2 separate regions of the Homo sapiens genome follow, and region 1 is linked to region 2. A link is a loop called in an ENCODE intact Hi-C map of the cell type or tissue named here. Cell type or tissue: GM12878. All regions are shown on one strand. Each heading gives the region's core, and the rest is flanking DNA. Links, peaks and the distances in the headings are about the cores only.

Evidence for each region. Peaks named below come from ENCODE experiments on the same cell type or tissue, not always from the same donor. Only the 100,000 strongest peaks of a DNase experiment are listed, where the experiment ranks them.
Region 1: a loop joins it to region 2, with 2.3 times the contacts of the local background. A loop is called at or near these places in 2 of 110 quality-filtered maps.

Annotation. Positions count from the first base shown.
Region 1 is chr2:11,940,797-11,949,141 of GRCh38, forward strand. No RefSeq gene overlaps it. Among named protein-coding and RNA genes, the nearest start is that of MIR3681HG, 62 kb to the right of the region's middle. In GM12878, for the core only: no CTCF peak of the experiment used is centred there; a DNase peak (open chromatin) is centred at 4,855; H3K27ac peaks cover 1,105 bases.
Region 2 is chr2:12,290,610-12,298,954 of GRCh38, forward strand. All of the region lies in intron 3 of MIR3681HG (MIR3681 host gene), which reads left to right. Among named protein-coding and RNA genes, the nearest start is that of MIR3681, 96 kb to the left of the region's middle. In GM12878, for the core only: no CTCF peak of the experiment used is centred there; a DNase peak (open chromatin) is centred at 3,482; H3K27ac peaks cover 395 bases.

The DNA.
Region 1 (8,345 bases), core at 290-8,289, 350 kb before region 2:
CCCTGCAATTCAGTAACTTAAGCAGGAGTTTGCTTCTAACGCTTTGGGGCTCTCACCCTTTAGTAAGCCTCATCTTTCAGTGGGAAGTAATGAAAATGTAGACATGCCATTTTAGGATAAGTTAATCAGGCTCCCTGGGTCTGGCCTGGCCCTTAATGACTAATCATGTAATGGTGGCTGTTAGGAGTGATGGAAAGCAAGAGACTAGCTTTGGGGTCAGATGACCTGGGATAGAGCCCCTCTCGGACACTCACCAGCTTCATGACTTGGAAAAGTTACTTAATCTCCCTGAGCCTCAGTTTCCTTACCGTACTGCTTTACAGGCCTACTGTGAGGAATGAATGAGACAAGGTATAAAGTACCCTTTGCAGTGTAAATTCTTAGACGTTAATTCTCCTCTTTGGCCCCTTTCCCACGGAGGCCATGCATTCATTGAGTCCTCGTGGGAGCTTATGGGTGTATTGTTTTCCAGCTGATGGAGGCAGGACTGACAGATTCACATCTGAAAGGTAATGCCATTTAGGTGGCTGTATAGAGCACCCTTGACATAACTAACTCATCTTAGAGAAAGTCTCCATGTTATATTTCATAGGGCACTTTGCCAACAAGGATAAGATGTTTTGCTTAATAAACAAATAAAATAATAAAGACTACATCCAACCAGATACGGACACAAACAAGCACACTCTTCCACTATCAGTTCTCACCAGAGGACTCTGACCATAAAAGAGTGGGCCTTCAGCATCTCGAAACGGCCGTCAACTGACAGCTGTCTTGCAGTCACTCCTGATAAGAACTCGGCATCTACCGCCAAGGACTCTTTCTGCCAAGACTGATCGCCCGGCCCAGACCCGGGATTCCTTTTGACGTCTTTGCTTCCCCGGGACTGGCTCGTTAGCCTTTTGTCCTATCTCTTTTTCTCTTGACGCTAAATGTTACCTTGTTTGTTATGTGGAAAGTTTAATCTGTATCATTTATATATTAACTTTACTATTATATGTGTTTTGCAATATTTGTAGCTGTGACTCCTGAGTGAACAGGAAGTACTAAGGAGAATTGCCTTCTTGGGAAGACCATGTAGCTCGTGGTTTTTGTGATTGAAATAGCATTAATAAAAGCCTGACATTGTGGAAAAACACAAGCATATGTGGACCTGTCTCTAACTTTGCATTATTCATGACAGTCCCTTAAAGGAGTCTGTTCCAAATTCAAGTCGAAGACAATTACTCAACAGAATATGCAAAGAACAAAGAATGAAGTTAGAGGCCATCTGCAACTTTGGTCTCACTGGGATGGGGGCAGAACTTAGGAACAAATGGGAAGGAACCCATGTCAGGTGGGTTCTTTTCTCATTCCTTTTGGCATCTCTGTTATTCCTTATGTGGTCTCAAATTGGTTCCTAAAATATGGTAAAGCCAGGATGGATATAAGGGAGAAAGCAGTGAGCTGGGGGATGCTTTCTGCCTGTGCCTACTGTTCTGACATCTGGTTATGAAATCATTCTAATAGCTAATGCTTCCCGAGCTTTTTCTATGTGTCAGGCAGTGTTTTACATATATTAACTGACTTACCCTCCGTCACATAGCTTTTAAGTGTCAGAATGAAGATTCATAGCTGGGCAGTCTGGCTCCAGAGCGCTGCTCTTAAACTCTGTTGCCTCTTTGTGTACGCATCTACTTTGTCTTCCCTGGCTGTTCCATGCAAACCTTGGTGAACATGCCCTAACTGAACTCTTCATCCTGCCTCCCAGACCTGCTCCTGCCGCACTTAGGATTTCAGGTGATCTCTCTTTCACCCGCATGGTTACCCAAGTTGAAGCCCCAAGAGCCCTCCTGGATCCCATGCTGGTCACTTCAGGCCTCACATTTAAACAATCACCTATTTGTATTGATCTGATCTCTCAAATTTGTCTAAAATCGGAACCTCTCCCCTCCATCCCCAGTGTCAATGCCTGCTCTGATCTTCTACCTGGACTATTGCATTAGAGAGCAGCCTCTGGAGGGGGCTCCCTGACTCTAGTTTTCCTGACTCTAGTTTTCCTGGCTTTGGTCTACTCTGCAGAGTGCACAGAAAGAACAGAGAAAATGCTGGCCTTTGCATGCAGTCTTCTGTTTAAAAAGCCTCTGGTAGTTGCAGTGAGCCAGCATCACGCCACTGCACTCCAGCCTGGGTAATGGAGCAAGACTCCATCTCAAAAATAAAAAAATAAGAAGCTTGGCCGGGTGCAGTGGCTCATGCCTGTAATCCCAGCACTTTGGGAGGCTGAGGTGGGTGGATCACGAGGTCAGGAGATCGAGACCATCCTGGCTAACACAGTGAAACCTCGTCTCTACTAAAAATACAAAAAATTAGCCAGGCGTGGTGGCGGGCGCCTGTAGTCCCAGCTACATGGGAGGGTGAGGCAGGAGAATGGCATGAATCCAGGAGGCAGAGTTTGCGATGAGCCGAGATCACACCACTGCACTCCAGCCTGGGTGACAGAGCAAGACTCCGTCTCAAAAAATAAAATAAATAAATAAAAAAGCTTCCGGTGGCCCCCTCTGACCCATGGAAGACACTAGAACCTGAAGAGTATCGACCCCAGAGTCAGATAGCCAGGAGTTGTGAATCCTAGCTTCACCATTTAATAAGAGCTTCTTGAAAAATCTCATGCAAAAATTGAGGATTACCAGAAAACCTACCCCATAGATGTTGTGAGTGTCAATTGAGTTCATATGTGTAAGGCACCGGGCATCATGTGTGGTGAGGAAGGACTCAGCAATTGTTGCCTGTGTTTTTTATTACACTATAAAGCTCAGAACCCTTAGCTTGCTTTATGTTTCTCTATATGGTATTTTCAGTGGAATATCTTGCATATCCCTATATATATTTTTTCATGTTTGAGCCACCCTAAACCTCATTATTCCAGGATTCATCAGTATTTAAACTTAGCATTTTTTTTCTTCTCTAGAATCTCCTTTTCCCCATTCTATGCCTAAGTAAACCATACGGAAGACGACAAGTGTGACAGAAACAAAGGATCCAGGAGTCATGAAGAATTCCAAGATGGCCCAGAATCTCCCTAGTTATGTTAGCATTTTTATTTGAAAGTGGCATAGGCCAGGTGCGGTGGCTCAGGCCTATAATCCCAGCACTTTGGGAGGCTGAGGCGGGAGGATCACTTGAGGTCAGGAGTTCGAGACCAGCCTGGCCAACATGGTGAAACCCCGTCTCTACTAAAAATATGAAAGTTGGCCAGGTGTGGTGGTGCACACCTATAATCCTAGCTACTGTAGTGGCTGAGGCATAAGAATCGCTTGAACCCAGGAGGCAGAGGTTGCAGTGAGCCAGGGTTGCACCACTGCACTGTAGCCTGGGCGACAGAGTAAGACACCGTCTCAAAAAAAAAAAAAAAAAGTAGCATAAGATGGAGGTACAGGGATGTGTGACCCTTTGTTACTGAAACACGAGGGGTTCAGTGTAGGTCCTGTTGCTCACTACACAGAAAGTCAATCACTGAGGCAATGAGTATTACCAGGGAAGAAAGTTTTAATCGGGTGTTTCAGCCAAGGAGATGGGAAATCGGTCTCAAATGTGTCTCCCCAACAACTAAAATTAGGGGTTTATATAGTGGAGAAAGAAATGTAACCGTGTGTGAGAGGTAAGGAAGAGGAGCTGGTCAACAGGCAGTGGGTGGTTGATTAGGCAGTTATGACAGGTGAGGGGTCTGGCATCTCATTGTCCAGATACTGTGATCTAGTGAGTTTCAGTTCCTTGATACTATTTGGCAGGACTGATGGTTGATTTCCTGAAAAAGGAACTCCGATAAAACAAAAGTAAACTTCTGAAGTTTTAAGACTGGAAGGTTCAATTTCTGTGTTTATTCAAAAGAAACCATACATCAATTCTATGGGACAATTGGGCCAGTTTCACCTCCTTTTTATTTCTTCACCTCGACTGACATGGAGTCTGAAGCTAAGCAGGGGATCAGTATGCACATGGACTGCTGAGAGGCTGCTCTTTCTCATGTTTAGTGTTGGTCACTGAATTCTGCCTCTGGTCCTTGGCTGTCTGGAGGAGCAACTGAACATGGACAAAAGGTAAAAAACTCATTAAAGAGGTGACAGATGTCACTCAGAGGAAATGAATACACCTTGAAGGGGGTATGTTTTAATCAGAGACAAAGAAGCTCTCCAGCAGTTCTAGAAAATGATAGCCAAGATTTGTTGATTATCATATGCCAGGCACTGTGCTAAACACCTCACATACATTATCTTTTTTTAATGTCAAAACAAACTTGTGAGGTGTTACTATTATTTTCATTTTACAAATGTGACACCAAGATTTAGGTAGATTGAGTTACTTGTTGAGAGTTGAACCCAGCTGTCTGATGACAAAGTCTATTATTATTTTCAGAAGTCTCTAAAATATCAGTCCTTCAAAACTCCATCTGGTCAATGGATCAATTGGGTTAGTGGTTTTTAAACTTTTGACCTTAGTCCACAGTAACAAATACATTTTCTTTCATGACCATGACTCATGACTCAGGACACACACACACTCTTATAACCTCTTTTTTTTTTTTTTTAAGAGAAGGTCTTGGTCTGTCACCCAGGCTGGAGTGCAATGGCATGATCTCAGCTCACTTCAACCTCTGCTTCCCAGGCTCAAGCAATCCTCCCACCTGAGCCTCCTGAGTAGCTGGGACTACAAGTATATGCCACTATGCCCAGCTCATTTTTGTACTTTTTGTAGAGATGGGGTTTCATCATGTTGCCCAGGCTGGTCTTGAACTACTGGGCTCAAGTGATCCACCTGCGTTGGCCTCCTCAAATGCTGGGATTACAGGTTTGAGCCATCGTACCCAGCCTGTACACTCATATTTACATGCCCGCATATGAAAAGTAAAACTGAAACAAAAGTTTCACAACTCAATAGTTGCACTTCCTATACGTTTTCTATTAAATTTTCATTTTATTGCAAAGAAAAGGCTTATTATAACCACCAAATTTGTACGTGGTAATTTGCACTTTGAAAGTCTTAGAATATTTTTAATCCTTTTTCAAATTATTGGATCCTTATGTTTCTGTATTTCTTGGAAATCCTTTTAGGCTTATCCCACCCACTAGTCATTCCAGGAAATACCTTCTCATCATATATATAGACATTTAGTATGACATGGTCATAAGATCTTAGAGTATTGTTTTGTAGAAATTGCTAAAAAGGTATTTTGTAAAGTGGATTTTTTTGTGTGTTTTGTAACAGGAGAATTTGCTTTTATTTATCTTATTACCAAAAGAAATTGTATTATACTGATCATTTCCATATGTATTTTTAAAGTTGCTTGGCTGGGTTGAATCTTTATTCTTTAAGTTACAAGGACATTGTATTCAAATAAAAGGAACAATCATAATATTATTAATTAGAGCAGTAAGGCTTTGGTTTCCATGCAAATAAGCATAATTGAAATAGAACTGAGTTTTTTTTAAAGTGGATTTTGAAACTGGTGGAAAAACTTGGAAAACAAATATCTCAAAGCTAAAGCAAATGCAATCTGTATATGTAAATGAGATTGATTAATTTTAGCAGGCAAATGAGAAAATCAATGATTTTCAAAATCGAGTAATTTGGTAACCATTAGTTTCATTAGTCTTTCTGTTTCAAACTTAATTATTTAAATATAGAACTAGATTGAAGTATAATTTATGGAGAAATCATCCTTAAATTAATTACATGCAAGCTTTCCCCTATAAATGGAAGAATTGAAGGTGAAATTATAAATGCTTATTGCAGAGCATGGAATCCTTTGGTCGTGGCTTGTTCGGGTTTGACTTGGGAGATGATGTGGAAATGGGAGTACACTAACTTTGACTCAAAGCAAGATCTGAATCTCAGCTTTGACTCTAACTGTGAGCTTTTAGGCAACTTTCTTAACTTCTAAAGGGCTTCACATTTCTTAACTATTATATTAGAGAATTATATCTATGTTGCAGAGCAATTGTACAGACTAAATAAGGAAATGTATGTGAAAATCTTAGCCTAGCGTCAGGCACACAGATAAGGCTTTTATTAGGAATGGTGTCCCCAAACCCCTCACCTTCCTGGGTGGATGGAGGAAGGCTTGGGTTCAGGAAATTCTGTGTTTCTGGGACTGCTTAGGGGAGAGTGCATGGTCTGCTGGCATTTCCCCATTAGTTAGCAGTATTCTTATCTATGACATTCTGTGGATCTCTCACAGCATCACTTCCATCAGGAAACCAAGATGGGCTTTAGCAGGTAGGTCCTTCGAATTGTTGAAAAGGCCAGAACAGCAGATGAGGTAGGGAGAAACTCATACATTTGGTTTTGTTTTTATTTCCCCATTGCAATGATTGGTTTTCCTAATATTTTTCATTTCCTCATCTCGCCAAATTGTCTCATTATGACAATCATGATAACCAATACTCATATGACACCTACTCAATGATTTTGTGGGATAACTAGGGTAGGTATTAGTCTGTTCTCATGCTGCTGTAAGGATATACCCGAGACTGGGTAATTTATAAAGGAAAGAGGATTAATTGACTCAGGTCCACAGGGCCCGGGAGGCCTCAGGAAACTTACAATTTTGGTGGAAAAGGAAGCAAATATGTCCTTCTTCACAAGATGGCAGGAGAGAAGAATGAGAGCTGAGAGAAGGAGGAAGCCCCTTCTAAAACCATCAGATCTCATGAGAGCTTACTATCATGAGAATCACATGGGAGAAACCACCCCCATGATTCGATGACCTCCCACTAGGTCCCTCCCACCACACATGGGGATTATGGGAACTACAATTCAAGATGAAATTTGAGTGGGGACACAGTCAAACCATATCAGGTATTATTATGGACATTATATAGATGAGGAAATAGAAGCTCGGAGAGGTTACATGGACTGCCCAAGACCATGCAGCTAGAAAGAGATTGAGATTCATACCCATCTGGAGTTTCCAAGTTTGTTTTATATATATACTATATATACTTAAATTACATTTAATTTTTAAAATTAACACATAATAATTGTACATATTCATGGGGTACATAGTGATATTGTGATACATATATAGTGTATAGTGATCAGATCTGGGTCATTAGTATATTCATCATTTAAAGAATTTGTCATTTCTTTGTTCATTCCATATCCTCCTTCAATACTCAATATCCTCCTGGCTATTTAAACTATTTAATATATTATTAACTATGCTCATCCTGCTGTGGTACAGAACACTAGAACTTATTCCTCCTATCTAGCTGTAATTTTGTGTCTTTTAACAAATCTTGTCCTATCCTCTCCCTCCTCCACCCTTTTCAGCCTTTCATATCCTGTTTTACTATTTGCCTCTATGACATAAACTTTTTTTTCTTTCTTCTTCTTCTTCTTTTTTTTTTTCCCGAAGTTTCGCTCTTGTCGCCCTGGCTGGAGGGCAATGGAGTAATCTTGGCTCACTGCAACCTCCGCCTTCTGGGTTCAAGTGATTCTCCTTCCTTAGACTCCCAAGTAGCTGGGATTGCAGGCATCTGCCACCATGCCTGGCTAATTTTTGTATTTTTAGTACAGAGCGGTTTTCACCATGTTGGCCAGGCTCATCTCAAACTCCTGACCTCAGGTGATCCACCCGCCTCAGCCTCCGAAAGTGCTGGGATTATAGGCGTGAGCCACCATGCTTGGCCAACATCAACTTAAAGTTTCCACATATGAGTCAGAACACGCGGTGTTTGACTTTGTGTTCCTGGCTTATTTTCTTCTAATATAATGTCCCCCCAGTTTCATCCATGAGCTTTATTCTTCTGAATCAAGCTTTGCCCTGCATGGATGCTGCTGGTGGGCCACAGGCAAGGCTTGGTGAAATGGTACATGTCATTGCAGGCCCTGCTGCACTGGGGGAGAGTGGCAGATGAGAATTGGTCTGATGTTAGTTGAAATTTCTTCTTCAGAGCTTAGCAGGCTGGTCAGCAGATGGAAGATCATTAAACTGAAGAGAACCATCTGACCCAAAAAGGGAAAGATCACCAGGGCGAACACAGTCAGGAGTCATTCACTTTCCCCAGCACAGTGAACCTAGAATAGCACAGAACAATTTTTAAAAAGTAGAAGACAATTGGAAGACTTATATGAGTTGATTTTAAGTCTTAACATAAAGCTACAATAATCCAGAGAGTGTGGTATTGGCATAAAGGTAAACATATAGATCAATAGAATAGAAAAAGAGTCTAGTAACAAACCCACACATAAATGGTGAATTGATTTTTGACGAAGATGCGAAGACAATTCAATAAGAAATGTTCTAATTGTCAATTAGAACAATTTACAATACATATGCACAACAATGAACTTCATTTCAACCT
Region 2 (8,345 bases), core at 129-8,128:
ATGTCTAGATAATTTAAATGTATTCTATTTGAGGTATGTTGAGTTGGGCTGCCTGAATTCAGAAGACTCCATGTTTTATCAGTCTTGAAAAATTTGTCACTGTGACTTCAAACTTTGCCTCGTCCCCTTTTTCAATGCAAACCTCCCCAAACTCTGATTTTCTTTATGTTGCATCTCCCTCATTCTCTGTCTCTCAGTATTTATTTGATAGTTTACAGTAGTTTGTTTTGCTGTGCTGCATCATAAATATTCAACCTTCAGCTTATTTATATCCAGTGGTCAACTCACTTTGAATGTTTCAGTGTTGATTTCTAGAAAAATTATTTAGTTGTTTTTCAAATATGCCTGGTCATTTTTTTTATAATCTCTTAATCCTAAGAGATTCCCTGTTTTATTCTAGCATATATGTAAACACTTATACTCCTCCTATGCATTTTAGTGTCTGAATACTTCACAGTATTTAATACATCGTTTGCCGCTTTGGCTGGCTGTCATCATGGTGCCCATTTCCTTGTGCATGTCTGTGTTTTGTTTTTGTAGCTTTAGTGTTCTCTGAAAACTGCCATGGACCTGGGTTAGATCCCATTGCTTGATGGGAATGGTTGTTATGAGTGGAATAAGTCAAAAGAAAAAGGCAACATAAAATTGTAGAAAGGCATTCTGTTCTGGGATATGAGCAATATAGTTATGCGTTCTTCTTCTGATTCCAATTCTCTGTATGATATAATTCTCACTTGGAAAGTAGACTGCCCTTCAAACTAGATTGATATGAAAGATGCTGGAGAAAGAGACCAAGATGAATTCAAGATTTCTGGCTTGGTCATTGGACAGGTAGTGGTTCCATTCCCTGAGAAGAGATGTGGTCTCATGGCAATGTGAGATGGAGATAATGACTAAGATTGGGATATGATGGATATGACTGTGAAATCTGCAGGTAGAAATGACTGGTATACAGTTTAGTATCTAGATCTAGTGCTCCGTAGTGTGCTCTTTTTGAGAGATTTAAAAATAGAAGGGAGTAAGTTCAAATTTGCTTAACCCATTTTCTTCATGATCTAGGCAACTTCATCCATTATTTTTCAGCTTTCAAATAAAACACCCAAAATATTTTTCTATGACCCAATCAGAAGTATATACCCATCACATCTAAATTGTCTCTATCATTTTTGTTTTTCTTCTTTGGACAAAAGACATGAGAACAGCCTGGGAAACACGGCAAAACCTCATCTCTCCAAAAAATGCAAAAATTAGCTGGCATGGTGGCATGCACCTGAAATCCCAGCCAACTTCTAAGCCTGAGGTGGGAGGATCAATTGAGCCTGGGAGGTTGAAGCTGCAGTGAGCTATGATCATGCCACTGCACTCCAGCCTGAGTGACAGAACAAGACCCTGTCTCAACAAAACAAAACAAAACAAAACAAAACAACAACAACAAAAACAACCATGAGAAAAGACGTGAGTTTGCCCCTCTCCATATGGGGCTTCCCCCACCAGCATCACTGTCTCATCTGGGCCATAATATTGCCTCTCTCTGAGCATTAGAGTCCTTCATCAGTACAAGAAGAGATTGGAAGAAATAATCTCTCAGGTACCATTTTCCTGTAAATTTTTCTGATTCTCAATTTGGTTTGGAGAGAGAATTAGGATTGAAACTAGAAGTAGAACTTTCTATAGAATTCCCCAGCTTTCTTTGTCTCTTGTTTCCTTCTAAAAGTAAAAGAGCTATAAGCACTGCCCAGCCATTAGAGCAACTCTCCTCTGGCACAGATCGCTAGATCTTAAATGAGAACCAGCAAACAAAGAATGCAATCCCACCAACAGTGTTGGATTGCATTCTTAATTTGCTGGTTCTCTTTTACACTGTTGGTGGGAGTATAAATTAGTTCAACCTTTGTGGAAGACAGTGCGGCGATTCCTCAAGAATCTAGAACTAGAAATAACCATTTGACCCAGAAATCCCGTTATTGGGTTATACCCAAAGGATTACAAATCATTCTACTATAAAGACATGCACACGTATGTTTATTGTGGCACTATTTACAATAGCAAAGACTTGCAACCAACCCAAATGCCTATCAATGATAGACTGGATAAAGAAAATGTGGCACATATATACCATGGAATACTATGCATCCATAAAAAAGATGAGTTCATGTCCTTTGCAGGGACATGGATAAAGGTGGAAACCATCATTCTTAGCAAACTAATACAAGAACGGAAAACCAAACACCGCATGTTCTCACTCGTAAGTGGGAGTCGAACAATGAGAACACATGGACACAGGGAGGGTAATATCACACATCGGGGCCTGTTGGGGGTGGGGAGCTAGGGGAAGAATAGCATTAGGAGAAATACCTAATGTAGATGACAGGCCGATGGGTGCAGCAAACCACCATGGCATATGTATACCTATGTAACAAACCTGCACGTTCTGCACATGTACCCCAGAACTTAAAGTATAATAATAAAAAAAAGAAAAAAAAGAATTAAAAAAAATAGAATGCAATCCACAGGTGGGATCGTAGGTCAATTTTTTGTTGCCTTATTTTTCCTTTTGTATAATAAACTAACAGCAACAACAATAAAGTCCTGATGGGTTAAAACAAAATGATTGAAATAATTTAATTTGAATGCTCATAAGCAAAGTTTTCCTTTAGTCAGAATGTTCCAGGATCATCAGTTTATGCAATAATTATATACAAGTAAATAGGTTTCTAGATTATATTAATAGATGTATATATTGATTTTCTGAGACAACTGTGCTCATCTCATTTTAATGTAGTTTTTTGTTTTTGTTTTTGTTTAAGCCTCTTTCCTCTAGTGGATGCCCCAAGGCCAGAGCCTGAGTCTCACGTTTGTTTTTACCTTTAATTTTTATAACAATACCTAATGCATGTTTGACACTCAGTAGATGTTTGTCGAATGAATAAAGGACAGTCATTATTATATTGCAGTTGTTTTGCAGAAAATATATTAACTGCAAATGGCTTAAAAAAAAAGAAAGAAACATTGGAAAGTCAACTCCTACTGTTTATTACTGAATACATTGTTGGCTGCTTTGGCTGTCTGTCATGTCATGGGTCTTATTTCCAGGGTAAACCCCTTAAAAGCTACTGTAGTACCAAATGGATCGTTTGGATCAGAGACCAATAATATTTACAAGTAGATTCAGAAAAATCTTAAATATAGGAGAAGAAAGTTAGTCACCCATATGATTTCCATATCAGAGCTTTTGGGAAGTAACGGGGAGTCAATTTATTATCTACACAACCACCATGCTTTTATGAAATGCACTGTAAATGGAAAGGTTGAGAAAGAGGGTCTTGAACCAAGGAAGAGCTAAAGAGTTGGGGGAAATGATGCAAATATATGCAGTTGAGGCCTAGTTGAAATTTGAGTTAACCAAGAAGCATGTTTTCTGCTTTGAATCTTTGAATTCAAAATGAAACTTGGGGTTAACATGAGTCATTGTGTGAAAAGAACTCATGTGGTTCCCACAGCTTTTAGGATCCTGAAATTATGAGATATCTTGATCTGCTGAACACTGACTTCACACATAATCTAGGTACAGAATGAGCTGTAAGATCTTGATAGTGTGCAGCAAATACGTGCTCAATTTCCATGTTCATTCATTTATTCCAGGAATGGGTTGCTGTAGATGCTATTTCATGCACTGGACTTGTAACTATGAATTAAATCCACTCGCTGCATTTGAAGCTTGGGGAAAAGTCAAGAGAAATAAATGGATCATTAAAAAAGAGTGCACTTAATAGTGTGATAAGTATAAGCATAAGCTGCTATGAGAACACAGAAGGAGAGTACATAACTGACTCTTGGGGATGGAGAGGACTAAGAATTTTTCCCTGATTAAGTGAGACCTAATGTGGCAGAGTGACCGGAGGTGAGTGGGGAGGTGGCCAGGGTTGACATCGCTCCTAAAGAGCATGACCATCCCTCCCAGCTTGCCCTGACTGTCCCATCAATGGAAGCAAGTATGCTTCCTTGGACCTCTCTTCTTTTTCTTTCTTAATCAGTAGTCACTAATACAGTCTCTCCTCCCATGCCTGGTTTTAACACCATTGCTACTCCCTTGTACAACTAAGAGAAGAGAATCTATCAACTGAAAGTGTGGGTCTGATAACATAGCGGGTTCCTAGTCCTGGGTTTTAATCTTTGCTCTCCATCTGAGCCTTGCTATTTTGATCAGATTTCTTAACTACTCTGGAATTCAATTGCTTTGTTTGTAAATTGAGGATAATAATACAGAATGTGCAGATTTGTTGAGCAAACGACATGAGTAACTATGTGTGAAACACCTGGCATGGTACTTGGGTGAGATCATCTAGTCTGCCTTACCATTTTGGGGAGAAATTTAGGGAAATTGAGGCCCAGAGAAGAGAGCTGACTTGCCCTCACTTCATCCAAAATTTCCAATGCAGACTTTGAGTTGTGAGTGAGAACTTTTATTCACTTTTTACAGATGTAGGGAGGCTGCATGCCCAAGGTGACACAGGTAATTAGTTGGAGTGCTAGAGCTGGGCACCAGTCTTTTTATTCCAACATCCAGGTTCATGTTTAACATCAGAAGTATAGGACAAAAGTGGAAACTACCATGCCTTCTCTCTCTCTCCATCCTCCCCATGCTATACCAATTTCTCTAGACCAAAAACAAAAGGCAGGCTGACTTGTAAGTAGTTATAAGAATTACCCCCCCAGAATCTGGCATGACATTAGGGTCAAGCTAGAACAAAACTACCTCCCAGGCTATATGTGGCTCCACAAAAAGCTGGTTCGAAGGATCGTTGCCCACTCCACCTCTCCAAGACAAGCATATGGTGCACTGTCTCCTCCCTCCTCTACCCTGTTGAGCTTCTGTGACAAAGCCATGCAGAACTGGTTTACGATCAAGCTCTACTGCCACATTTGTGACCTTGTATTTGCCTATAACTCCTCTAAGCCTCAGTTTCCTTAGATACATGTAGTAAACAATTACACATTCTAACTCTGTCTCAGAGAGTTGGAGTAAGGTTAAAATGGGAAAATATGTATGTGTGCTACCAACCATCATATAGAAGGTAAATCTGTAATATTGTTCTTGAAAAAGGATTATTTTTCCAAATATCAAAGGTAGGCTTTAAAAAGTCTTTGTATTATTATTGTTGTTGCTTCTGTTGATTTGAGAGAATTTGTGGGCCAGGTTGTTGTCTTTCAACCTTTACGTCTCTGACATCCTTTGTAAACGTCACTTGTAATAGCTTGAAATTCTTCTGCTCCTTCATCTATAAAATGGAGATTAAAATGCCTGCCTTGCAAGTTTGTTGAAAGCCCCAGATGAAATAATAATCCTGGAACTAAATCTCAAAAATAAGTATCTATATCTGCCCTTCTGTCTTCATTTCCTGGTGCTTAAGGAGACCTGAGCAAAGGAAGCAAATGTGGTTTTAAAACAAGCCAAAGGCATCGTTTTCTACCAAGAAAATGTTAAAGCACCTGGAGGAGCTGAACTGTAAAGCTCCTAATTCTGAGTCTGTAGTTTGGATTGATGGAGCTCATTCTCCTCTAGAACAATTGTGTCTAAATGTGAGCAAAAGCAGGCAGAGGAATGGAGGGACCACTGAGAGATTGTGAGCTGGGAGTGATCAAGGGTGAGGAGTCCCCAGAAGCTACAAGCACAGGGACTGTCCTCTCGTGCTGTTGTAGGAAACAGGCCACCTAGCTTCAGCTGCCCTGCAGGGTGTGGGACAAAGGCAGCAAGTTCCAGCAGGGACAAATGAGGCAGGTGTAGGTTCCTGTGGTGCCCGCTCACCATCATCCTACAGTGAGAAACCATCATTGAGGCCGATGCCTTCAAGCCCATGAGGCCAATGTGGGCTCCAGACAGATTAGAAGAAACTGAGGCTAGTGTCACCCATGGTGACAACTGGTGTTCACCACATGGAGCTCCGAAGGCTGCAGAGGCTGGCTTTTTTCCCAGCGAAAGCCTCATCAAGGCAGGCAGAGAAGCACAGAAATGCCTCAGCAGATCTGTGAATATTAGCATGCAGACAGAAGAGGTCAGGCAGGGCTTATTCAGGTGTCTACAGCTCAGTTTTAGTCTCAGGTCTTGTGTTTGCTGATAACATCCTAGATCATCCCTCTTCCTAGCTCAAAGAATTTTACAAGATGAACCCTTTTCTAATGGTAGCTTCGAGAAAATACTAATAAGCTAAGTGGCCAACTCCAGTTTTTCTCTTTAAGTAGAAACTGAAACCTTCCTTAGATTGTAGGAATGTTGTGGGGAAGAAAGAACTATGTGAGAAAAACAATGGGCTTTACATATTTGCTCAGCAATTATTTCTACTGCCTATGTGTACCAAGAATCTGGAGATATAATGAGCACTGTCTTCATGAAGATAATCAACTATTGGAAAATTCAGACATCAGTCAAATAGTCATACATAATAAGCATGTAATTACACACTGAGACAAGCACTAGGAAGGAGAAGTATCCAGTTTTATGAGACTGTGTAAGAAGGGGACCTGGCTTGGACTGGAGTCAAGTATGATGTCATTCAACTTGACTTGGGTCAAGGAGAAAAGGAGTGGATTGTGGAACAGTTACAGGAGGAGGGACAAGTGTGTGGTTGGTGCTATGGTGGGAGGAGAGGAGCACACCTGAGGAACTTCAAAGATGGCCATGCAGGCACTTTCCCCACCATTACCAGAGTGCAGATGGTGTGGGGGAGTGAATACTAGAGAGCGGGGTGAGTTGAGGCTGAAGGTATGGAGAACAGTCAGACAGCACGAGGTCATGTGCATCTTGTTGAGAACTTGATGTTGACCCTAAGAGCAATGGAAAGTTTAATCCCTTTACTTATTGGCTTTGTGACCTTATAAATAAATCATTAACACCTTAATGCTATGCTTTCACATTTGTTACATGAAGATGGTCATATTAAGCTCACAGGGGATGCAAATAAGAATTCTGAGAGACATAGCAAATGAAATAATGAAGACGATGATGATAATTGTATCTATAGTTAACCTTTACAGAGCATGTTTTGTGTTCTTGGCTCTATTATAAGCAGTTTATCAGCACATAGCTTTTCAAATGGAGCTTTACAAAGGTAAGGCATCTACTAATAGATAATGAAATAGTTTTGATGAAACTAATGAAATAGTTTTTTAAGGTGGGAGGATATTTTCTTTCAATAAACTCTCAGTCAGAAGTTCAAATTATAAGGAAAATAAAGAAAATACAAATAGAGATGTTTACGTCAGTGCTTAGGTCTGTCCAATAATACAGTGTCTTTGAGTTTCAGAATCCTTTTCTCCTTTCTATGGGGCCATTAATTACAACTTGAGGACCACTGGACTAGACAGTGATAATTCTCTTTCTTAAGTTCCAAAGGGAAAAAGGAAATTTCTCTCAATCTAATATGAAGAAAGGATTCAACTTAGAGTATTGGTACATTAAATAGAAAGACCACCAATCTTGGGAAAGTTAGTGAGATTCTCTATGTTTCAGATTTTATCCAACTCATAGGATTATTTTAAGGTGAAAATTAGGTACTAATTAGACATGCATAAATCATAGAAGTTTCTGAGCACATAGAGAGTAATCATTAACTCTTAGATCTTATTATTAGTTGTTGTTTCTGAATCAGACATCAGTTGTATGTCAGTGCTTGCAGCCTACACTGCATTATTTGGAAGTTTTTCACAAAGTGTCAAGAGTCTCATCAGCCCCCACCAGCCTCATGGTTTTCTTGAAGGATGGTCTCTGTATTTCTTAATCTAGCAATTCACCACCACATATGTGCTCGTATTCTCTTTATCTTTGCAGTTAACATAAATATGCAAACTTCCATGGCAAAAACCATTAGACACTTTCCATTTAAATAGTAGTTTCACTATTCCAGCATATTTTCCCAGCTAGAACAGTGTGCGATCTGCTTTTAAGTCCTGATCATCCACTTCTATGGACTCTAGAGTGATGTTTTTGTTGGACCTATTTTTATATAATAATTAAAACCAGACTGTCCTTAATTTATTCATTTCCTTTTACTGAATTACAAATTAGGTCAAATAAAGGACTAGGCCTCTGGAGGGTTAAAAATAATACAAATCCTAGTTTTTGAGGACTCAGGGTCTATTAGAAAAAATAAGATATGTGCATAGATGAGCATAATCTAAGGCAGAAAGTGATTGTTATCATAAAAGGGTTTCAAATAAGTTCCCTTGAAGAGTCAAAGAGAAGGCTGAGGGAATGCTTTGCAGAAAAAAATGGCAACTGCAGTATATGATGAATGGTATTCCTAGTTAAGGAAACAGGGAGAAAATGTACAGAAACTAGAGTGAGAATG